2 separate regions of the Homo sapiens genome follow, and region 1 is linked to region 2. A link is a loop called in an ENCODE intact Hi-C map of the cell type or tissue named here. Cell type or tissue: dorsolateral prefrontal cortex. All regions are shown on one strand. Each heading gives the region's core, and the rest is flanking DNA. Links, peaks and the distances in the headings are about the cores only.

Region 1 (12,450 bases), core at 2,128-10,127, 140 kb after region 2:
TTTGTGACCTTGAAAATATCCTGCTTTTCATCACAACTTCTCCATTGAGTATCTGCTGATAGTTCTTGCATGCAATATTTATCATAGTGTTGTCTGCCTAATGATGGTTTTTATTTCTCTCTTTTCATCTATGCTAATTGGAATTCCATGTAAGGAAGAGCTGTCCTTCCTATCCCTCCCATCTATCTTATCTACCTAAATGCCTGTACATGTGTTTTATTTTGTGGGTTACAATCTAATATTCTCATTATTTTGTTTCTCAAATTATCCCACTTTGGGCCATTGGGAGTTCCAACAGATTGGTTCCTGTTGTCCTTTCAACATGCCCTAATCATTTTTTGAATTACTTTCTGGCGCCACGTGATGTTCCAGGCACATCTTGTATTATTCTTGCGCCAGACTCAACCATTTTTCGAAGGACCCATGGTTCCCTTTACTGGAGAATGGCATTTAAAGAAGATCCGAACACTAATGTGCTTACTAGGATATCATTCCTCTGGCTCTCTCAGGACAGAGCTCGGGAATATGTGTATGTACAGTATACACATATTCACACATCTGTATTATGTATTTTTGTATTCATACATCATATATACATATATATTAAAAACCACGACTTCATATGGATACCTCAAACTCCAGTCAATGAACACAGGGTTAATTCTAGCCTACTATCTTAATCTGTAACTTCTTTATACAACAATGAGAAGTCTGACTTTCATTATCTACAATATATTCACTTATTTTTAAAACTTTACACAAAAGGCAGTTTCAGAATTCCTAAGCGATACCTCTGTGAGAAACACATTTACTACTTACAATATTTGTTTTTTGTCTTGTGTTTAGCTTTAGAATGCCTAATCAAAATACTGTTTTCCAAAGTTACTTAGTTCTTTTCTTCCCCACTCAAGTCAGTGTTATTCATTGACTTCATAAATCAAGTTAATATTGTTCATCTGTTAGTGCTTGCATTACATTTTGGGCTCCTTTCTCCACACTTGCCAACATCTAAGTTATTTTATGTTATTTCTGGAGACTACGTAAAAAATTACCAGGGTTCTGAGAGTCAAAGTCATATAAAAAACTATAGTCAGAGAAGTGCTGCTCCCTATCCCTACTATCTTATTCCCATTACTCCCAATCTTTCTACCCCATTCTCATGTATTCCCTGTAAGAAACCAGTTTCAATAGTTTCTAGTTTATCATTCTGGTATTTCTTTCACACATTAAGTTGACATCTGTGCCTGTATTTCCCTGCTTCATAAAGAGTAGCATATTATAGATACTCTTCATACTTAATTCCCTTAATTGCACTGCAAGTAGTTCAGCGATTTTCCTCATTCTTTCTTACAGTGACACAGTACTGCTCCATTGTGTGGCTGTACCATCATCTATTCATCATTCTCCTGCATGGGTATTTAGGCTACTTGCAATATTTTGCAATTACAAACACTCCTAAAATGGATAAACTTCTTTAGAGAAGATTCCTAGAAGTGGGATTGTTGGGTCAAAAGATAAGTGCATATGTCAATTTATTAGGCACTGCTCTTCAGAAGAAGAGCTATGCTAGTGTGTATTTTTACCAGCAGTATCTGAAGGTGCCTTGCACAGAATTAGCTGTCATTCTTTTTAGTTTTCACTAATCTGGTAGATGAGAAATGGCGTCTAAGTGCTGTTTCACTTTTTTTTTTTTTTTTTTTTTGAGATGAAGTTTCATTCTTGTTGCCCAGGCTGGAGTGCAATGGCGCGATCTTGGCTCGTCGTAACCTCTGCCTCCCGAGTTCAAGCGATTCTCCTGCCTCAGCCTCCCAAGTAGCTGGGATTACAGGCGCCCACCACCACGCCTGGCTAATTTTTGTATTTTTAGTAAAGACGGGGTTTCTCCATGTTGGTCAGGCTGGTCTCGAGGTTGAGAAACCTCAGGTGATCCACCCACCTTGGCCTCCCAAAGTGTTGGGATTACAGGCGTGAGCTTATTTCTCTGTATGAACTTAAAACTTTTTATGTGCTTAAGGCCCAATTTTCATTGTTTGTGAGTTGTCCATTTATGTCTTTTCCCCATTTTTTCTATCAGGTCTTTGGTCCTTTGGTGCTCAAGGCTTTTTTTTTTTTTTTTTTTTTTTTTTGGTCATTTAATTATTAAGAGTTCTTTATATATTAGGGATATGGCTTCTTAGCCTTTTGGCTAAAATCAAGTGTAGTATACATTAGTGCTATAGGCCTTTTGGCTAAGGTATATGTTGAAAAAATTTTCTTCCAGTTTGTCAGCTTGTGTTTTTGACTTTTTTTCATGTCGGTTTTTGCCATGTAAAATTTTCTTATTTTTATATAGACGTATTTGTCAATCTTTGGTTGTCTCTGCATTTTGAGTCATAGCCCAAAAGCCTTTTTCATACACAAAGGTTAAATAAGAAAACATGGGTTTTCTTATATGGTCTTTTTTTCTCTCTCTTTAAACATTTAGATTCTTAACCTGTTTGGAGGTTTTTTTTTTTTCTTTTGTAACAGCTAATTATTGGATATAATTTATATAGCATACATTCATCCATTTAAATTCATTCAGTGTCTTGTTCAGTGGCTTTTAGTATATTCATACAGTTGTGTAGCCATCACAATAAATTTTAGAACATTTTCATTATTCCAACAAGAAACTACTGTACCTTTCATCAGTCACCCCTCTTTAGACCAAACTCCCTTAGCCCCCGGCAACCACTAATCTACTTTCACACTTTATTGACTTGCCTATCATTGAAATTTCATATAAATGAAATCATACAACCTGTGGCCTTTTGTGACTGCTTTATTTCACTTAGTATAATGTTTTCAAGTTTCACCCACATTGTAGCATGTATCACTGCTTTTCTTTTTATTGCTGAAATATGTTTCATTGTATGGACATACCACACTCTGCTTATCCAATTATCAGTCAATGGACATATAAGTTTGAATTTTTTGGCTGTTATGAATAATGCTATGAAAACCTGTGTACATGTTGTATTTATTCTTATACATGGTACAAGATGTGTATCTAATTTTATCTCTTTCTAAATATCTCAGTACTATTTATTCAGTGGTATCATTTATTATCTGGGACATTCAGATATATCGGTACCATTTATTAAAAAGCCAATTTCTACCTCAGTGATTTAACACTTTTTTTTATTTTTTTTTTGCGACAGGGTCTCACTCCTTCACCCAGGCTGGAGTGCAGTGGCACTATCATGGCACACTGCTGTCTTGGATGTCCCGGGTTCAAGCAATTGTCCCATCTCTCAGCCTCCTGAGAAGCCACCATGCCTGCTAATTTTTTAGTCAGGGTTTCGCCATGTTATCCAGGGTGGTCTCAAACTGCTGGGCTCAAGTCATTCCCCTGCCTTGCCCTCCCATTGTGCTAGGATTACAGATGTGAGCCACTGAGCCCAGCCCAAGATACCATTTTTATTATTTCCACTTGTACCTGTGTCTGTTTCTGGGCTTTCTATTCCACTTCTCTATTTATTTATTCATGTGACAGTAGCACACAGATTCAATTATAGAAGCTTTATAGTATATGTTTTAATGTCTGGTAGAGCTAGTCCCACCAGCAGTTTTTCTTTTCCAGTTTCTTCCTGGCTATTCTTGTATGTTTGTTTTCCCATAAGACTTAGTATCAACTTGTCTAACTTAAAAAGTAAAAAAGGCTTCTTGGTGTTTTTACTGTGAATGCATTAATTTCAGAAATTAAGGAGAACTGACATCTTTATAATGATGAGCCATCCTATTCAAATCTAATTTTATGACTTAAGTATTGAAAAAGTTTCTTCCTGTAGGTTTTGTACATTTTTATGTTTAATAAGTATTTAATCTTTGTTGCTATTGTAAGTGGAGTTTTCTCTACCATTGTGACTGACTGCTAACTGGCTACTGTCTGTATATGAGTCTATTGATTTTTTAAGTTAATTTTATATCCTGCTATTTTATTGAATTCTATTATCATTTGGATTAATTTTACCAGTGATCCCCTGTAGTTTTCCAGCCATATTACAGGTTGACTATCCCTTATCAAAAATGTTTGGGTTGGGCCGGGCATGTTGGCTCACGCCTGTAAATCCTAGCACTTTGGGAGGCCAGGCGGGTGGATCACCTGAGGTCAGGAGTTCGAGACCAGCCTGGCCAACATGGTGAAACCCTGTCTCTACTGAAAATACAAAAATATCCAGGTGTGGGGACAGGTGCCTGTAATCCCAGCTATTTTGGAGGCTGAGGCAGAAGAATTGCTTGAACCTGGGAGGTCAAGGTTGCAGTGAGCCAAGATTGTGCCATTGCACTCTGGCCAAAACCAAAAAACAGTTTGGGTCGAGGTATTTTGAATTTTTTTGCATTTTGGAATTTCTTCATTATTTTCATTGCACCCTTAATCCAAAATCTGAAGTGCTTCAATAAGCATTTACTTTGTGCATCGTGTGACTGCTTAAAAAGTTTTGAATTTTGGAGCCTTTCAGATTAGGGATGCTCAACCCGTTATCATATAATCTGCAGAGATAGTCTTTCTTCTTTACCCATTCTTATGCCTTAAATCGATGTATCTAACTATATTGGTTAATACCTCCATTATAATGTTGAACAGCAGTGAAGATAGTGCACATTTGCCTTGTTTCTGTATACTGTGGAAATACTTCTAGTATTTCCCATTATATATAAGATTCCTGGCTTTAGGACTAAGATATATAAATTTTATCATTTCAAAAATGTATCCCACAATCCCTATTTGAGAGAGCGGGAGAGAAATATCACAAAATGGGTGGTCTTGTTGAAGGCTCCTTCAGCACCTATGGAGACACTGAGTTTTCCTCACAAATCTATCAATAGGGAGTATGTTAATGAGTATCCTAACATTAAGCCAGCCCTGCATCCCTGAAATAAATCTCACATGGTCATGGTATATCACTTCACAATGATAATATTTAATTTAGCACTTCTGCATCAATATTCTTATGGGATGCTGATTTATAGCTTTCTTTTTTCAATACTGTTCTTACCAGGTTTAAGTATCAATACTATATTTGTTTCACAGAAATTCAGAAGCTTTCCAACATTCCAATGCTCTGGAACAATTTATGCAGCAGTGGAACTATCTGGTCTTTGAAGGTCTGATAGAATTGCTCTGTGAAACCATTCAGGTCTAATGCCTTTTGGTGGGATAGTTTAGAAGAATTATTTCTTTTATGGAAATTAGTCTCTTCAACTTCTCTAACTCCATGTTGGTAATATGCATTTCCCTAGAAAATTACTCATTTCATCTAGGTTTTCAAATAACTGCAGTGAGGTCTGCTAAGTAGTCTCTTGTGATTTTAAAATTTTTTAAAAATTATTTTTAGTGGTTATTTACCGCTTTATCTTATTTTGCATATCTATGTTTTACTCCTTTCCTTTACATGATTAAGTTAGCTAACCGTTTGTCTATTTTATAATTTTAAATTTTCAGAATACAGATTTGTTAGGTCTTGTTTTTCTATTCCCTACCTCATTAATTTCTGCTTTTATCCTTATTATTTCCTTCTGGGTATGCTCTTTAGGTTTACTTTGTTTTCCTAAATTTTGTTTTGAGCTGGAAATTTAATTCATTTATGTTCATTTTTTCAGATAAATGTGTTTACTGCTATAAATTTTTTTATTAAAGCACCATATTACTGGGATGTTTTACAAGATTCCTATTTTAACAGTGCCCTCTTCTGTTAGTATAGCAAAGTCCTGCCAATTATTTGTTTTGTTGTGGGGGGAACAGTTGGCTATGAATCCTGTAACTTTGTGGTTCTCTTTGTTTTGCTGCATTCTGAATTTCCTCCTTTGCTTTATTACCTTTTCACCACTCAACTGCCAAAGGGTGCTTCTCCTCTTCTTATGTACCTTCTTTTTCTCCCCTATAAGCTACGCACTTTGAAGACTGCCTCTTCAGATTGTATGTATTTTTAAGTCCCTCCCTTATAATCCCTACTCTTATTCTATTTGGAAACCTTAAAAAAAAAAAAAAGAATTTTCAGACTTAGGATGGACTTCTTCTGGCTGAACATTTAGATAACGTTAAGATTCCCTCTCCATTTTGTGTTCATTTTTCTTTGCCTGTGCTTGCCACAAAGTCTTGCGGCAGGCAGGAGCTGAATGGGAGTATGAAGAGATCACATGCCAGGATCTGGTGAGTGCTCTCTTTTTAGTTACAGTTATACTGAAGTCTTAAATTCTCTTCAAGTTATGCTATGTCTTCAAATTCTGTATAGATTTTTGTCCTTCTTATTCTATATTTATTTGAAGGAAAATTGGGAGGCAGTAGATCGATGACCACTACTGTCTTTAGCTATTTGGAAGTCCTCCTTGAAAATTTTCTTTTGGTAACAGCTTATCGACATACAAACGACATGTCATATAATTGCCCATTTAAAGTGTATAATTCAATACTTTTTAGTATATTCATAGTTATGTAACAATCACAATCAATTTTAGAATATTTTCATCATCCCATAGAGCAACTGCCCTCTTTAGCTATTGCCTCCTAATTCCTCCATTCCCCATCCAGCCCGAGACAACCACTAATCTACTGTCTCTATAGATTTACCTATTCTAGGCATTTTATATAAATGGTATCATACAATATATGGTCTTTTGTGGCTGATTTCCTTCACTTAGCACAGTGATATCAAGAGTCATCCAAGCTGTAGGATTTATCAGCAATTCATCCTTTACAGTGAAAATAATATTCCATTTCATGGATACACATTTTGTTTATCCATTTGTCAGCTGATAACATTTGTCTTGTTTCCATCTATTGATTATTATAAATATGCTGCTATGAACATTCATGTATTATGCAAATTTTTGTGAGAACACGTTTTCATTTCTCTTGCCTATATATCTGGGTTGACTTGTTGGGTAAAATGACAACCCTGTTTCCCCAGCAATTTGTGTACAATTTAACATTCCCAAGAGCAATGTAGGACGGTTCCAATTTCTCCACATCCTTACCAATTCTTGTGTGTGTTGTTTTATTATAGTCATCCTAGTGGGCATGAAGTTGTATCTCATTGTGGTTTTGATTTCAATTTTGGTTTTGATTTACATTTCCTTGATGGCTAAAATGTTGAGTATCCTTCTATGTGCTTATTGGCCTTATGTGTATCTTCTCTGGAAAAATATCTATTCAGATCATTTGCCCCTTTTAAATTGGGTTATGTGTCTTTACTATTGAGTCATAAGAGCTCCTTATGTATTCTGTATACACGTCCTTTATCATTTTTTAAAATTTTGCAGGCTGGGGCCAGGTGCAGTGGCTCATGCCTGTAATCCCATCACTTTGGGAGGCCAAGGTTGGGTCACTTGAGGTCAGGAGTTTAAGACCAGCCTGGCTAACACGGTGAAACTCTGTCTCTACAAAAACCAAAAAAATTAGCTGGGCGTGGTGGTGTGTGCCTGTAATCCCAGCCACCTGGGAGAAGCCAAGGCAGGAGAATTGCTTGAACCCGGGAGGTGGAGGTTGCAGTGAGCCGAGATGGCACCACTGCACTCCTGGATGACGTGGTGCCTGGATGACGAAGTGAGACACTGTCTCGAAATAAAATAAAATAAAACAAAATAAAATTCTGCAGGCCACATGTAGTGGCTCACACCTATAATTCTAGCATTCTGGGAAGCCAAGGCGGGTAGATCGCTTGAGTCCAGGAGTTCGAGACTAGCCTAGGCAGCATGGTGAAACCCCGTCTCTACAAAACATACAAAAATTAGCCAGTATGGTAGAGTGTGCCTGTAGTCCCAGCTCCGTTGGGGGTTGAGGTGAAAGGATCGCTAGAGCCCCAGGGGTAGAGGCTGCAGTGAGCTGTGATTGTGCCACTGCACTCTGGCCTGGGCAAGAGAGTGAGACCCTGTCTTAAAAAAGTAAATAAAATTAGGCCGGGTGCAGTGGCTCACGTCTGTAATCCTAGCACTTTGGGAGGCTGAGGCGGGCGAACTGCCTGAGCTCAGGAGTTCGAGACCAGTCTGGGCAACGTGGTGAAACCTGGTCTCTACTAAAATACAAAAAATAAGCCGGGTGTGGTGGTGTGCGCATGTAGTCCCAGCTACTCGGGAGGCTGAGGCAGAAGAATTGCTTGAACCGGGGAGGTGGAGGTTGCAATGAGCCGAGATTGTGCCACTGCACTCCAGCCTGGACAACACAGCAAGACTCCAGCTCTAAAAAATAAATAAATGAATAATTAAAAAAAAATAATAAAATAAAATTTTGCTAGTAAACATCCTGTAAATCTTTTATCAGATACATGGTTTGTGAATATTTTTTTCCATCTGTGAAAATATTTCACTTTCTTGATGGCATCCTATAAAATATAAAACTTTTTAATTTGATGAAACCCAATTTATCTGAATCTGACATACTTGAAAAACATTTTTCAACAAACATTTTATATTCCTCATTAACTAAAAAAATATGTCGCAACTCCAGGAATTTCTGGCAGTATAGGCATGTTTTAAAAAACAATGTATAGTTATTTTTGGCCTCAAGAAAAGTAAATAAAAAATGCTAATAAGTATATTGACTTTTCTGAGGGGTCAAAATGCAATTTTTGATCAAGTCATTGCCTAAATGAGTCTTCCCACCATTAGGCTACAACACACACGTTGAAAATACTTTTGTGACACTTCAGGCTAGATGATTTTTTAAAAACGAAAATAGTTTTAAAATTAAGACAACAAAGCTAAATAAAAGAGCAAAGGACCTGGAACAATAAAATTGTACATTTGATGGCATGTAAGAGCAACAAGGACTTTGTCAATACTGGCAAGAAGCTTTATTACACATAATCTCTACAACGAAGTCTGTGAATTACTTAATTTCTATCTTCTTGTGCTCATTTCTACAACTTTGGGAGAACTAATTTTTATCCTAGGTCCTCAGACAGTTGTAAAGGGGAACTGATTCTAGCATTAGGTGTGGGATGCACAATGCAATCCATAATTTGTTTTTCCAAAAAAGTTCTTCTTTCCCTTTGAGTATATAAACAAGTTTTCTCTCCTCTTTTCAGCTGCTAATTAAGTTATACAAAATAGATTCTTGAGAGGCTGAAGGTAACTGTAACACAGTCATCTAATCACTAACAGAAATCAAATGAAAGATTTTTTGTTTGCAAGTACATGGGCCACAAAGTAGAAGGCAATATTTGCTTATGTATTCCTACAGCATACAGACACATCATTACACATGGAAGATACTTTACTACCCTACATGACATTTAATACTGAGATAACTGAACTTGTGTAGCAAATGAAAGGTCAGAGAATTATTCTAGATGCAGTTGGTGGAACACAAGCTTAAGTGGCAGAAAATAAGAATAATTTAGTTGTTTAAAATTCCTCATCTCAAATATCCTAGTAAATAAAAGAGATGTTTACAATCAATAGTTAATTCAAAATCATCAGCTGAGGAAATCGATTTTTCTAATTCTTGAATGAAAACAACAAATGGATCAAGAGTTAACACTTAAAAAGAGCTTACTGGCCGGGCATGGTGGCTCACGCCTGTAATCCCAGCACTTTGGGAGGCCGAGGCGGACAGATCACGAGGTCAAGAGATCGAGACCATCCTGGCTAACATGTTGAAACCCAGTCTCTACTAAAAATACAAAAAATTAGCCAGGCATGTTGGTGGGCACCTGTAGTCCCAGCTACTCGGGAGGCTGAGGCAGGAGAATGGCGTGAACCCAGGAGGCGGAGCTTGCAGTGAGCCGAGACTGTGCCACTGAACTCCAGCCTGAGTGACAGAGCGAGACTCCCTCTCCAAAAAAAACAACAACAAAAAAAAAAGAGCTTACTATATGAAAGGTATGTTCTAAGCATTCCCTATGAGGCAAGTTGTACTAACATCCTAATCTCTGAGCTGGGAAAACTGAGACAGATAGGTTAACTAACTTGTTTAAGGTCACACAACCAGTGAGCGGTAGAGTCTAGTATCTGAAGTGAGTGGTCTGGCTCTATAATCCATGTGCTTAACTACTTTGATATACTACCTATTTCTCTGTGATTATGAATTTTTTTTTTTTTAGATGGAGTCTCATTTTGTTGCCCAGGCTGGAGTGCAGTGGCTCAATCTTGGCTCACTGCAACCTCTGCCTCCCGGGTTCAAGCAATTCTCCTGCCTCAGCCTCCCAGGTAGCTGGTACTACAGGCGTGCGCCACCATGCCTGGCTAATTTTTCTATTTTTAGTAGAGATGGGGTTTCACTATGTTGTCCAGGCTGGTCTCGAACTCCTGACCTTGTGATCCACCCGCCTCGGCCTCCCAAAGTGCTGGGATTACAGGCATGAGCTGCCGTGCCTGGCAGTAATTGCGAAATTAAAAAAAATCTTCTACATTCTTAATAGTTTTAACTGACAAACATCACCATCTACTCTGATTTATTCCTACAGAGTAGGGCAAATCTAGCCTATGTATTCCAGAATATTAAACCACTGAAACTTAAATAGGCCACAGTAAAAACTGCAGGACTTAGTAAGTGACTGGACTGGAGGAGACAGAGGAGATATGATGCCCAAGTTTCTGGTTTGAGTGACTGGGTATACAGAGTGAGAATTAAGATCAGGATTTCCTGAGGTGGGGGTGGGGGAGGAGGAAGTCTTCCCTTCGCTGTCCTCTTACACATTATTTGACTTTTAGGGCAGTGAAATCTCAAGACTGAATCGTTGGACCTCATCCACTTGAGTCTATTTCCCTTACCGGCCAAGTGACGACTCCTTATCCCTTTCTTCCGAGAGGTCACCAATACGCCCTATGAATAGAAGTGTTTTTTAAATGAAAAACTGTTTCTTTTAAAAAAGTATTGTTAAACTTGTATGAATACTAACTCTATTTCAAAGGTTAAAAAAACTGTGGCCAGGCCGGGCACAAGTGGCTCACGCCTGTAATTCCAGCACTTTGGGAGGCCAAGGCGGGTAGATCACCTGAGGTCAGGAGTTCGAGACCAGCCTGGCCAACATGGTGAAACCATGTCTCTACTAAAAATACAAAAAATTAGCCGGGTGTAGTGACGGACACTGTAATCCCAGCTACTCGGGAGGCTGAGGCAGGAGAATCACTCGAACCTGCGAGGTGGAGGATGCAGTGAGCGGAGATTACACAACTGCACTCCAGCCTGGGCAACAAGGGCAAAACTCCGCCTCAAACAAACAAAAAAACTGTGGCCAGGTGCAGTGGCTTACTCCTATAATCCCAGCACTTTGGGAGGCCAAGGTGGGCGGATCACTTAAGCCCAGAAGTTTGAGACCAGCCTGGGCAACATGGTGAAATTCCATATCTACAAAAAATTAGTGGACATGGTGGCATGTGCCTATAGTCCCAGCTACCTGTGAGGCTGAGGTGGGAGAATCACCTGAGTCTGGGGAAGTTGAGGCTGCAGTGAGGCGTGATTGAACCACTGCACTTCAGCCTGGGTGACAGAGTAAGACCCTGTCTCAAACAAAAAAACACAAAAATGTGGCCAGGCATGGTGGCTCAGGCCTGTAATCCCAGCACTTTGGGAGGCCAAGGCAGGAGGATCCCTTTAGGCCAGGAGTTCGAGACCAGGCTGGTCAAAAGAGTAAGATCCTATCTCTCCCCTGCAAAAAAAAAAAAAAAAAAAAAAAAGCCAGGTGTGGTGATGCACGCCTGCAGTCCCAGCTACTTGGGAGTGTGAGGTGCGAGAATTACCTGAGCCCAGGAATTTGAGGCTGCAGTGAGCTATGACTGTGCCTCTGCACTCCAGCCTGGGCAACAGAGTGAGACGTTATCTCTAAAAAAAATCAAAAATAAAAAAACAACAAAGGTAAAAATAGAAAAAATACCTACAGGAAAATCCTGAAATGAGAACAGTAAATGACTTGGGCATGGTTTACCCTTTCAATAAAGAAAACCCATAGTTTAAATATTTAATTAAAGATTTTAAAATTTTACTTTACTTTTTTAAAGGGAAGATAAAATAGATGCAACTTGATATACTCTAGGATACTAAGCTCTAGAGGCGAACAGGTGAAATACTCAGCTTTACCATTCTCACCAGAACATTGGTCAAGCAGTAAGCCCCTAGACCCCTTCCCCACACTGGTAAAAGGTCACACTTTGGGAGTGAAAAGTAAAGCTTATTGAGTGTACGTGTATGCATATACACAATGTACTCATTCATCTTTGGGAAAAATGAAGTTACTGTCTATATATGACTCAAGAAATTAACAGCACCCAAAGTACCTGGGTGTATAATTCCAAGGAATAAGTACCAATTAATTATATTGGGCTCTAACTGGACCAAATGTATAAAGAGAAGCAGGATTGTTAGGAGATAGCAGGGACTACCTGTCTACGGGCTGCAGATTGGTAGGATACTGCTCAGTTACTGCAAAAAATTCATACACTCATCTGTATCCCAAGCACTATTACAGACACTTTTTAAATTAAAAACAAATT
Region 2 (12,281 bases), core at 1-8,000:
TTCTTTAATCTGAAGCAGAACAGCACAGTCTCTTCTTTCTTTCATGACTTTGACATTTCTGAAGATTTGTTTTGGAAGATCAGTTATTTTGTAGACTGTCCCTCAATTTGGGTTTGTCTGCTGTCTCCTCATTAAAAAGTTCATGTTATATATTTGGGAAAGGAACACCAGAGAAGTAATGTGTCCTTCTCAATGGATCACATCAGAAGGAACCTGACGTCTATCTCTCATCACAGTATTGGTGATATTTACTTCGACTGCTTTGTTAACATGGTGCCTATCAGGTTTCTCCACTGTAAATTACAATTTTTTTCCTTTGTAGTTTTAAGTATCTTGTAGGGAGATACTTTAAAAAAAAATTATGCTTTTCCTCAGAATTTCACCCACTAGTTTTGTAGCCTCTAGTGGTGACTCTTGCCTGATGGTTTTCTTGGTGGTGATCTTTTAATTTCACGATTCTACATTTATCACTTTATATTACACTAAGGTAAGACAGTTTCATTTTCCATTTATTGATTTTTATCAGTATGGACTCATGAATTCTTATTTTATTCTATGGATGATCATTCATTTCTATCATTGTTTTATGCCCCAAACCTCCACTCCTGATCCTGTATTCTTCAAGACGTCCCTATTTTTCTTCCATCCCTTCCTTACTTTCTGGCATAGCCAAGATGGCCTACACCCATCTGGTACTTTCCCTGCACCAACTCTGGCAACAGTTATTTTTCTAAGGAGCCCTAGTTCCTTTTAATGGAGACTGGTTATTTACAAACTACCATTTCAATAGTAGGTTTATCTTATTCTTTTCAGTATTACACACTTAAGGGCATTTTCCTAAATGGCACAGTAATAATCAGTTACCCACTGGTGAATGTCAAGACTGTTCACAGTTTTTCAATATTACAACAGGAAAAAAGAAATATTGTACACATATTTTTGCACTTATTATTTAATTTTTACTGGGTAAAGTTCCAGAAGCATATCTGTGGATCAAATTCTACATTTTGAAAAATGTCTCCAAAGTGCATTCCAAAGAGCTGTACCAATTTACACTACCACAAAGAGAGTCCCAGAGCTTATAACTTGATCTTTGCCAAACTATTACTACGGCAGATTATTGGTCTTCCTGAATTTTCCCAATTATATAGATGAAAAGTAGTTTTATATTTTCATCTGTTTAATGGCCATTGGTAGTTTGTGAGCTGATCTGTAATAACCTTTGTTCCCCCTCCTTTTGTTTTTTTTGAGACAGGGTCTCACTCTGTTACCTAGGCTGGAGTACAGTAGTGTGATCACAGCTCACTGCAGCCTCTACCACTCAGGGTCAAGCAATCCTCCTGGTTCAGCCTCCCAAGTAACTAGCGCTACAGGTGTATACCACCACACCTGGCTAATTTTTAATTTTTTTATAGAGATGGAATCTCATTATGTTGTCTAGGCTGCTCTTGAACTCCTGGACTCAAGTGATCCTTTCTCCTTGGCCTCCCAAAGTGCTGGGATTTTTTTTATTTTTATTTATTTTTTTTGAGACGGAGTCTTGCTCTGTTGCCCAGGCTGGAGTGCAGTGGGGCGATCTTGGCTCACTGCAAGCTCCGCCTCCCAGGTTCACGCCATTCTCCTGCCTCAGCCTCCCAAGTAGCTGGGACTACAGGCGCCCACCACCACGCCCAGCTAATTTTTTGTATTTTTAGTAGAGACGGGGTTTCACCATGTTAACCAGGATGGTCTCGATCTCCTGATCTCGTAATCCTCCCACCTCGGCCTCCCAAAGTGCTAGGATTACAGGCGTGAGCCATCGTGCCCGGCCGGAAGTGCTGGGATTACAGTCGTAAGCCACCATGCCCAACCTGTATCTTTTAAAAAAAGTTAAAACCTGGCTGGGTAAAGCGGCTCAAGCCTATGATCCCAGCACTTTGGGAGGCTGAGCCAGGTGGACCGCTTGAGCTCAGGAATTTGAGACTAGCCTGGGCAACACGGCAATACCCCATCTCTATAAAAAAAAAAAAAAAAAAAAAAAATTAGTTGGGCATGGTGGTGTGCATGCGGTCTCAGCTACTCAAGTGGCTGAGGTGGGAGGATGGCTTGAGCCCAGGAGATGGAAGCTGCAGTAGGCCCAGAACATGCCACTGCACTCCAGCCTAGGTAACAGAGCCAGACCCTGTCTCTAAATGATGAGCCCAGGAGGTTGAGGCTGCAGTAAGCTGTGACTGTGCAAATGCAGTCCAGCCTGGTGTCAGAGGGTAACCTTTTCTCAACAAAAGATAAAACCTTTTAATTCTATAAAATTTCAAGTATATAAAAGTATAGATAGAAAAGCATAATGAAATTCCATGTACCCATCATCCAGGTTCAACTGTGATCGCCCTGGCTTTGTTTTTCCTGAAGTATTTAAAGCAAATCTCAGCATTTTACTTGTAAATATTTCAGTATACAAACATTTATATCTAACGGACAACTCTTTTTTTTTTTTTTTTTTTTTTTTTAATTTTAGACAGAGTCTCGCTCTGTCACCCAGGCTGGAGTGCAAGGGCACGATCTCAGATCACTGCAACCTCTGCCTCCTGGGTTCAAGCAATTCTACTGCCTCAGCTTCCTGAGTAGCTGAGATTACAGGTGCCCGCCACCACGTCCAGCTAAGTTTTGTATTTTTAGTAGAGACGGGGTTTCTCCATGTTGGCCAGGCTGGTCTCAAACTCCTGACCTCAGGTGATCTGCCCGCTTTGGCCTCCCAAAGTGCTGGGATTATAGGCATGAGCCACTGTGCCTGGGTTTTTTTTTTTTTTTCAAAGAGTTGGGGTCTCCCTCTGTTGCTAGGGGGCAGCGCAGTGGCATGATCATAGCTCACTGCAGCCTTGAACTCCTGGGATAAAGCAATCTTGCCTCAGCCTCCTGAGTGGCTGGGACTACAGGTGCACACTGCCATGGCCGAATAATTTTTTGTATTTTTTATAGAGACAGGGTTTCACCATGTTACCCAGGCTGGTCTCGAACTCCTGCGTTCCAGGTCTGCCTTAGCTTCCCAAAGTGCTGGGATTACAGGCATGAGCCACTGCGCCTGGCCTTAAAAAATGTCTTTTGATCATTCAATATCCAAATAAGATCCATACATTATATCTGATATTATACCTCTTGAGTCTCTTTTAATGTATAACAGACCAAGCTCCTATTTCAAAATGCCATCTATTCAAGTAACAGGGCCAATTTGTCAAGTAAAATGTCCCACTGGTATCAGGTATCAGGTAATTTGTTTTTGTTTCTTCTTATATTTCCCATAAACTAGTAGCTAGGGTTAGAGGCTTGAATAGATTCAAATTTCGGTAAGAGTATATCATAAGTAATGCTGTGTACTTCCTTCTATACCACATGAAGAGGTAAATAATGTTTGGCTGGCCCACTTTTAGTGATGTTACAACTGATCAGTGGATTCAGGGCTGTCTCTCTAATTCATCCATTTAAAATACCTCTCAAAATTTTTTTTTAAAGTGAGCAGTTTCTCAACCAAAACTTTTTAATCTAATATTTTTAGGATCTGCTGATGATTTTCTGGCAATTTTCTAATTCTACCATTGCTTCTGCATTTATTAACTGGATTATTCTACAGAGAACATTCCCTTATCAACTATTTGGTTACATTAATATATAGTCATATGGGAAAGGTAGGATAAATGCTTATTTTTCTTCACCAAATTTTAGATCTAGTTTATCTTTTTAAGTTAGAAAACACTTTTTTGAATACGCAGAAGTTAGCAAATAATATTTAAACACTGATTCTTTTTTTCCTCCGTCTTTTTTTTTTGAGACAGAGTTACACTCTTGTTGCCCAGGCTGGAGTGCAATGGCACGATCTTGGCTCACTACAACCTCCACTCACCTGGGTTCAGGCGATTCTCCTGCCTCAGCCTCCTGAGTAGCTGGGATGCATGCTACCACCATACCCGGCTGATTTTGTATTTTTGCATGTGCCACTACACCCAGCTGATTTTGTATTTTTAGTAGAGATGGGATTTCACCATGTTGGTCAGGCTGGTCTGAAACTGGGTGATCCCCGTGCCTCAGCCTCCCAAAAAGTGCTGGGATTACAGGGGAGAGCCACCGCGCCTGGCCCAAATTCTTTTATTAATCTGGCTGACGGGATTTCAAATTCAAGCCTTATAAGTCAATCTTAGGTAACAAAAATGTAACGTTTCAAAATGATAATGAACAAAACCATCTTACCTGGACAATATTGTCTACACTGCTAAATTCTACACACTTCTGTCCTCTCTGGTGATCACAGTAATATTTGTTTTGTTTCCACTGCGGGGGTGAGTGGGCACAAGATTGTGGATTGTTTGGTACACTGAGCTGCATCATCACCATCCCCCCACCAGGTGGCGGTGGTGGTCCAGCTGAAAATCAGAATTTAGGATGCTATAGTCAGAATATTTTAGCAACTAGTTGGTGTTTCTGAACACTAGGATAACAGTAGTAATTTTACATTTCTGAATAAAATTTTACTATTAACTAAGAAAACCAGGTTGAAGCCCTAGTGCATCACACTACAAGTATTGTGTGTTTAAACAGGCATTAAGATGGACTCTGTAGGCCTAAACATCTCACTTATCATAAAGGTAATTTGGAGTAAACAGGAACAGCTGGAAGAGTAATGACAGAAGGCATAGGAAATAACCCTAGAGAGTATCAATACTTCTGAGAAAGGAGAATCAGGATAGTACTGTGATAGCAGCAGTAGAAGGAAAGGAAGAAGTGGACTGCACATGTTAACTATGATTCAGTACAGCACCCTCAATATTGTGGGTGTATTTCAGCACATCACAAATTGAGAAGCTTTTTGTAGAAATGCCTAAGGAAAGTAATCGAACTATTTCTCATATGAACCAATCATCTTATTTTCACTGATTTCTTTATACCTGTACATTGGTGGCCTTGAAGCTGCTGGGAACTGCATGGTGAAGTGGTTCGAGGAAATTGTACTTGTTCTGATCCTGGATGTTGCAGGTAACCTACTGAAGAGCTATGGAAAAAACAAAAAAACAGCATAATGAGAGGAGGATGACTATAAACATTCTTGAATGGGCTGGGCGCGGTGCTCACGCCTGTAATCCCAGCACTTTGGGAGGCCAAGGCGGGCGGATCACGAGGTCAGGAGATCGAGAACATCCTGGCTAATACGGTGAAACCCCATGTCTACTAAAAATACAAGAAATTAGCCGGGCGTGGTGGCAGGTGCCTGTAGTCCCAGCTATTCAGGAGGCTGAGGCAGGAGAATGGTGTAAACCCAGGAGGCAGAGCTTGCAGTGAGCCGAGATTGCGCCACTGCACTCCAGCCTGTGCGACAGAGCGAGACTAATTACTAAGAATAGAGGAAACAACAGAACATGTTCTGACATAGTTAACAAAATATTGACAAAAATTAAAGGCTATTAGTGTGAAACCATTAAGTTACTGCTGTATTTTTGAACAGTTAGTTTTTTTTTTTTTTTTTTTTGAGACAGAGTTCTGCCCTGTCACCCAGGCTGGAGAGCAGTGGTACGATCTCAGTTCACTGCAACCTCTGCCTCCAGGCTTCAAGCAATTCTCCTGCCTCAGCCTCCCAAGTAGCTGAGATTACAGGTGTCTGCCACCACACCCGGCTACTTTTTGCATTTTTAGTAGAATGGGGTTTTGCCATTTTGGCCAGGCTGGTCTTGAACTCGTGACCTCAAGTGATCCTCCTGTCTCAGCTTCCCCACATGCTGGAATTACAGGTGTGAGCCACTGCACCTGGCCTGAGCAGTCTTTCAGACTCAAATTAATATGGGGTTTGTCATAACATTATCTCTGAAGTTTTTTCTAGAATTTTTTTATAATAGTTAAAAACCACAGAATGATACTATTCTGAGAATTCATGAGTAACTGAGAGCCATAATTTATATCTAAAACTCTATTGTCTTTGTCATTTTAAAAAGCTGTCTTACAAAAACAGTATTTCTTAATTTAGTTGGAATAACTTTTTGCACCTGTGTCTCGTATAATTGCATTAAACTTTATACAAAACTACTGAATTACAGAGAATACAGGAAGACATGTTAAATGACAGTATGATGACGCAATCGGTAAAATCCAGAATATGGGAAACTCTAAGACAAATGTGTAAAAACATAAGCAATATTTGCGGGGCAGAAGGAAATACAAATATTAACTGGATATTTGATGTAATTAATGAATTAACCTCAATATTTTAAGATATAAAATGATATTATGTGGGATTTAAAAAATCCTTCAGGGATACATATGCTGAAATACTCATGGATATGAAATACTATGATGCCTGGGATTTATTTCAAACTAATATTGGAGGGAGAAGAGGCAGAGATTTATATGAAAACAGATTAGTAATTACATAATTGGTGATGGGCATATATGGGTTCAGTATACTTCTGTTTATATTTATATATGTTTACAGATTTCCATAATAAAAAGTTAATTCTGTCTTTCAGGCTGACAGTTAATAAGAATTAGTAAAGCTTTATGCCTTTTTAGGGGCAGTAACTCAGAGCGGTTCAATAAAAGGGAAAAAGAGATATAAAGGGAGGATTTAATAGAAAGTGATTTTGGATCATAAGTGAAAACAGTACTTTCTGAAATTTATGTTAATTATGGTTGTAATGTGTAATATAAGTATTAGCTACCTGTGGAAATAATACAGCTTAAGTCTGTAAATGTGCCGAAATTGAGGAAAACAGAAAGGTCCCCAGAGGTGGAAGGTTTTTTAGGCTCTGTTCTAACCCATGTGAACAGCTCTCCTGAGCCATGCCCCTCACTCTGATCTTGTTTGCTAAGGTCTGAGACATGTGGGTGAAAGCAAGCCATCCTGCAAAGGGAAGGGAATACTCAGGTCGGTCACTGAAGTAAGCAATATAGCCCATACTCTACTAAATTACAAACTGCGATTTCATTTTACCACTCTAGTGGGTTTCTAGCACTAGATTACCCGTTAGGTAAATGAGTAAGAATCAAGTTTTAGAATTATGTAAATGAGTTCCAGGCCTCTACTTATCTTCTGAGAGACGTATAGATAATTCAAGGGACATAGACTAGGCAATGAGACACCCTCTTAAATCACTTAAACACTTTAGAAAAAAGAAAGCACAGAAGTCAGTATTTACACTCTCTCTTTAAAAATACAAATATATTATACCAGAGATGAATCAGTTCTATAGTAATTTCACAAGTTTCTCCTCCTTTGGAAGACAGGAGGGAAAGAAGGACTTTTAAAGTAAAGCACCAGGCCTAGTCATTCAAAGTTGATATCCTACCCTTTAACAGAAAAATGAAACATCAATCTCAAATAATCCCATTTATCCCCAAACTTCCTGAAAAGTCCTGACATAAAACTATGAATGGGCCAGCCCCCCGCCCAGCCAGCCGCCCCGTCCAGGAGGGAGGTGGGGGGGTCAGCCCCCCGCCCGGCCAGCCGCCCCGTCCGGGAGGTGAGGGGCGCCTCTGCCCGGCCGCCCCTACTGGGAAGTGAGGAGCCCCTCTGCCCGGCCACCACCCCGTCTGGGAGGTGTACCCAACAGCTCATTGAGAACGGGCCATGATGACAATGGCGGTTTTGTGGAATAGAAAAGGGGGAAAGGTGGGGAATAGATTGAGAAATCGGATGGTTGCTGTGTCTGTGTAGAAAGAGGTAGACATGGGAGACTTTTCATTTTGTTCTATACTAAGAAAAATTCTTCTGCCTTGGGATCCTGTTGATCTATGACCTTACCCCCAACCCTGTGCTCTCTGAAACATGTGCTGTGTCCACTCAGGGTTAAATGGATTAAGGGCGGTGCAAGATGTGCTTTGCTAAACAGATGCTTGAAGGCAGCAGGCTCGTTAAGAGTCATCACCACTCCCTAATCTCAAGTACCCAGGGACACAAACACTGCGTAAGGCCGCAGGGTCCTCTGCCTAGGAAAACCAGAGACCTTTGTTCACTTGTTTATCTGCTGACCTTCCCTCCACTACTGTCCTATGACCCTGCCAAATCCCCCTCTGCGAGAAACACCCAAGAATGTTCAAAAAAAACAAAAACAAAAACAAAAACAAAAACAAAACTATGGATATGTAAACTAAAAAAAAAAATCAAAATATCCACTTTCAACTGTATTAAGGCCACTGCAATAAAAATTATTACCAATATTTTTTTCCTGTTTAGGAGCTGCCTCTTCTCTACGTAAGGTAGAGCCAGACAAACTGCTGTGAAATGCTTCTACAAGATCACTGGAGATTGATGAAAGACATTATAGGATATCCCACAGGTTTCTTCTGAGTTTTTTTTTTTTTTTTTCGAGATGGAGTCTCCCTTTGTCACCCAGGCTGGAGTGCAGTGGCGCAATCTTGGCTCACTGCAAGCTCCGCCTCCCGGGTTCATACCATTCTCCTGCCTCAGCCTCTCGAGTAGCTGGGACTACAGGTGCCCGCCACCACGCCCGGCTAATTTTTTGTATTTTTAGTAGAGACGGGGTTTCACCATGTTAGCCAGGATGGTCTCGATCTCCTGACCTCGTGATCCGCCAGCCTTGGCCTCCCAAAGTGCTGGGATTGCAGGCGTGAGCCACTGTGCCCGGTCCTTCTTCTGAGTTTTTTTACAGTGCTCATCTTATTCCTTTAACATTATAGGGTAATTCAGAGAAATTCCCCTTCTCTCCAGTTAATTAGTTATTCATTCTTACCATGTTTTGGAATTGAAGCCATGATAAAAAAAATGACAAATATAATGTATTTTTAAAGTTAGAAACTTACTTTATCAAAGTGTGATTTTATTTATTTATTTATTTTAAACAGACAAGGTCTCACTCTATTCCTCAGGCTGGAATGCAGTGGTGTTATCATAGGTTACTGAAGCACTGAACACTTGGGCTCAAGTGATCCTCCTGCCTCAGCCTCCCGAGTAGCTAACTACAAGCGCCCACCACTGCTTAATATCAAGCAATATCAATGCTTGATATTAAGATATATTCACTAGATCTTGCAAATTCAAGTGACAGTACATTGCTATTTTAATGCCTTTGACATTTAATACCTGACCTAGGGCAAAGCACCATGTATTTGGGTGTCAGAAGGGAGCACAGGGCTGTGTTCCAACTCTACTTGTTATTCGTTATATGAGTCTGAACATGTTATTTGAACTTCAGCTCTTTCATCAACAAACATGCCATTAGCACTTAAACATGCAATTAGCACTTGCCTTACCAAACTATGATGAAAGATTTGGCCAAATAATTCAAAGTGTAAACAGCCAAACATAAAAATGTACAACTTCATTAATAATCACAGAGCCAAATTAATACATGTTGCCATTTATGAAATGTGAAAACAGTAAAGCGGAGTCAGTACATATTGGGACTGTGAATCAAAGATTTTGGCAAAATGTACCATGGACCTTAATAACAGTCACATCCTTTAACCTACTAATTCCCTTCTAAGGACTCATGCCAAGGGAGTAATTAAAATTGCTTACAAGATGGTTCAATAAAGTAAAAAGATACGACCTAAATGTTCTGCAATAGGGTAAATATATTATTGTATATTCATAAAATGTAAGAGTATGATCATTAAATTATATTAATGAATTTTTAATAGGATGAAAAAATTTTTACTATGACCAATAAGTGAAATATATACAGTAAGATTTCAGCTACATTAAAACTCTGTAAGAGGCTGGGTGTGGTGGCTCATGCCTGTAATCCTAGCATCTGGGGAGGCCGGGGAGGACGGCTCACTTGAGGTCAGGAGTTTGAGACTAGCCTGAAACCCTATCTCTGCTAAAAATACAAAAACTAGCTGGGTGTGGTGGTGCATGACTGTAATCCCAGCTACTTGGGAGGCTGAGGCAGAAGAATCACTTGAACCCGGGAGGCAGAGGTTGCAGTGAGCCGAGATGGCACCACTGCAGTCTGGCCTGGGCGAAAGAGACTCTGTCTCAAAAAAAAAAAAAAAGCATGCATGCATTTTGTAATTATAAACAATACTTTAAAATGCTTTTTGAAAACTGAAAAGTTTAGCTTTTAAATGTTATAGTAGAAAGTTAATTTCAATGAAACAATTTGAATCTGCTTCAGAAAACTTCAGCAGATGTCAGAGTATGGCCATTTGAAGATGTTTATGCTGATATTCTGCAATATAAACCTTCAGTTCAGCCGGGTGTGGCGGCTCATGCCTGTAATCCCAGCACTCTGGGAGGCTGAGGCAGGCGGATCACTTGAGGTCAAGAGTTCGAGACCAGCCTGGTCAGCATGGTGAAACCCATTTCTACTAAAAATACAAAAATTAGCTGGGCGTGGTGGTGGGTGCCTGTAATCCCAGTTATTCAGGAGGCTGAGGCAGGAGAACTGCTTGAGCCTAGGAGGCGGAGGTTGCAGTGAGCTGAGATCACACCACTGCACTCCAGCCTGGGCAACAGAGCAAGACTCTGTCTCTAAATAAATAAATAAATGAATAAATAACCAATTCATTTGCAGGTCAGATGCTCAACTAGGCTTGTAGTCTCTGGAAGAAAACACCAACTTTCTGCCTCATAAGCTTTCTCAAAGTCATAGTAATTTCCATTTTATATATATTTTTTGTGGTGAGGGTATATATACCTAGTATAATATAAACTTTCAATTAATCAGAATTTGACTATATGCTCAATTAATGAAAATAAATGTCAAAATCTTTAATGTGTCATTTTTTGGGTTTTCCTTTAAATGCTAATAGCTGATTTATCTGGGCTTTCTGGTTAAATGCTCATATTTATAAAAGCATTAATTTATAGCTCATCTATTCCCTAATGTGAGCCATTAAAAAAAAACTGAATTTGACTAAAAAATGAAGTATTAAAAAAAGGGAGTGGGGACGCCTGCCCTAAGATTGTTGCTTTCATAGAGCATTGAATGTAGCTTTGTGTTTCTTGGCAGCTAAGATAAAATGGTGAGCCCAGGGATTATATAACTGCCAGGATGATAAGGAAAGCAAGCAGTTAGGCCACTGGCAGGTGCTGGATTGCAGAATATCATAATTGTATTCTAAAATAAATTTACAGCATGCAGTTAATTATAGAGAAATCCAGCCTTCCAGTATCACATATAAAACATACTTCATGTTTTACTAGGAAACTTAGAAGCTGGGCTGGAAATCTTGCCCAAAGAGGATTATTTCCCATTTAATAAATAGGTAGGATGCAGAAGTACCTGCAAGAAGGGCTAATATATTCCTTAAAAAGGAGCTCTGAACTTTTTAAGTACTTAAACAAGTATTTGCATGAAACCTAAAAAAGAGTCTACATTATATATTTAATGGAAAAGATGCCTTCGGCTTGAGAAATTGGAGGGTAGGTATCATAAACACAATTCACCACAAAGATGTCTCTGATGCTCCTGGAGAATGACTGATCTTGAGATGGGGCATATTCTGACCAGCGCATTAGGATGAACCAGCCATCATCAAGCAGCGTATTAGCAGATCTGTTAGAGACAGCACTTTAGTGGGTCAATGAAGTGATAGAAAACACCTGCTAAACAATAATTTCAGTTTTAGTATAGTTGATTCTATGCTGCTCTCTTTTGCCACCTCTTAAGTCTGTTCCTAGACTGAGATCTCTTTACTCTATATGTTTTTCTTTTTTTTGAGTCAGGAGTCCTGCTCTGTCACCTAGGCTGGAGTGCGATCTCGGCTCGCTGCAACCTCCACCTCCCAAGTTCAAGTGATTCTCTTTCCTCAGCCTCCCGAGTAGCTGGGATTACAGGCACACATCACCATGCCTGATATTTTTTTTTTTTTTTTTTTTGAGACGGAGTCTTGCTCTGTCGCCCAGGCTGGAGTGCAGTGTCATGACCTCGGCTTACTGCAAGCTCTGCCCTCCTGGGTTCACGCCATTTTCCTGCTGTAGCTGGGACTACAGGTGCCTGCCACCATGCCCGGCTAATTTTTTTGTATTTTTAGTAGAGATGGGGTTTCATCGTGTTAGCCAGGATGGTCTCGATCTCCTGACCTTGTGATCCGCCAGCCTTGGCCTTCCAAAGTGCTGGGATTACAGGTGTGAGCCACCACACCCGGCCATTTTTTTGTATTTTTTAGTACAGACGGGGTTTTGCCATGTTGGCCAGGCTGGTCTCAAAACTCCTGACCTCAGGTCATCTAACCACCTTGGCCTCCAAAAATGCTGGGATTACCAGCATGAGCCACTGCGCCCAGCCTTTTTTTTTTTTTTTTTTTTTTTCCCCCTGAGACAACGTCTTGCTCTGTCGCCCAGGGTGGAGTGCAGTGGT

What was found. Peaks named below come from ENCODE experiments on the same cell type or tissue, not always from the same donor. Only the 100,000 strongest peaks of a DNase experiment are listed, where the experiment ranks them.
Region 1: a loop joins it to region 2, with 3 times the contacts of the local background. A loop is called at or near these places in 9 of 110 quality-filtered maps.

The regions. Positions count from the first base shown.
Region 1 is chr2:135,567,091-135,579,540 of GRCh38, reverse strand. All of the region lies in intron 1 of R3HDM1 (R3H domain containing 1), which reads right to left. Among named protein-coding and RNA genes, the nearest start is that of R3HDM1, 42 kb to the right of the region's middle. In dorsolateral prefrontal cortex, for the core only: a CTCF peak has its summit at 5,704 (motif pointing left); no DNase peak of the experiment used is centred there.
Region 2 is chr2:135,702,169-135,714,449 of GRCh38, reverse strand. R3HDM1 (R3H domain containing 1) reads right to left here. Exons shown (of 27, transcript NM_001378107.1): 22 at 4,914-5,017; 23 at 4,219-4,391. Among named protein-coding and RNA genes, the nearest start is that of UBXN4, 34 kb to the left of the region's middle. In dorsolateral prefrontal cortex, for the core only: CTCF peaks have their summits at 4,146 and 4,369 (motif pointing right); a DNase peak (open chromatin) is centred at 4,359; H3K27ac peaks cover 550 bases.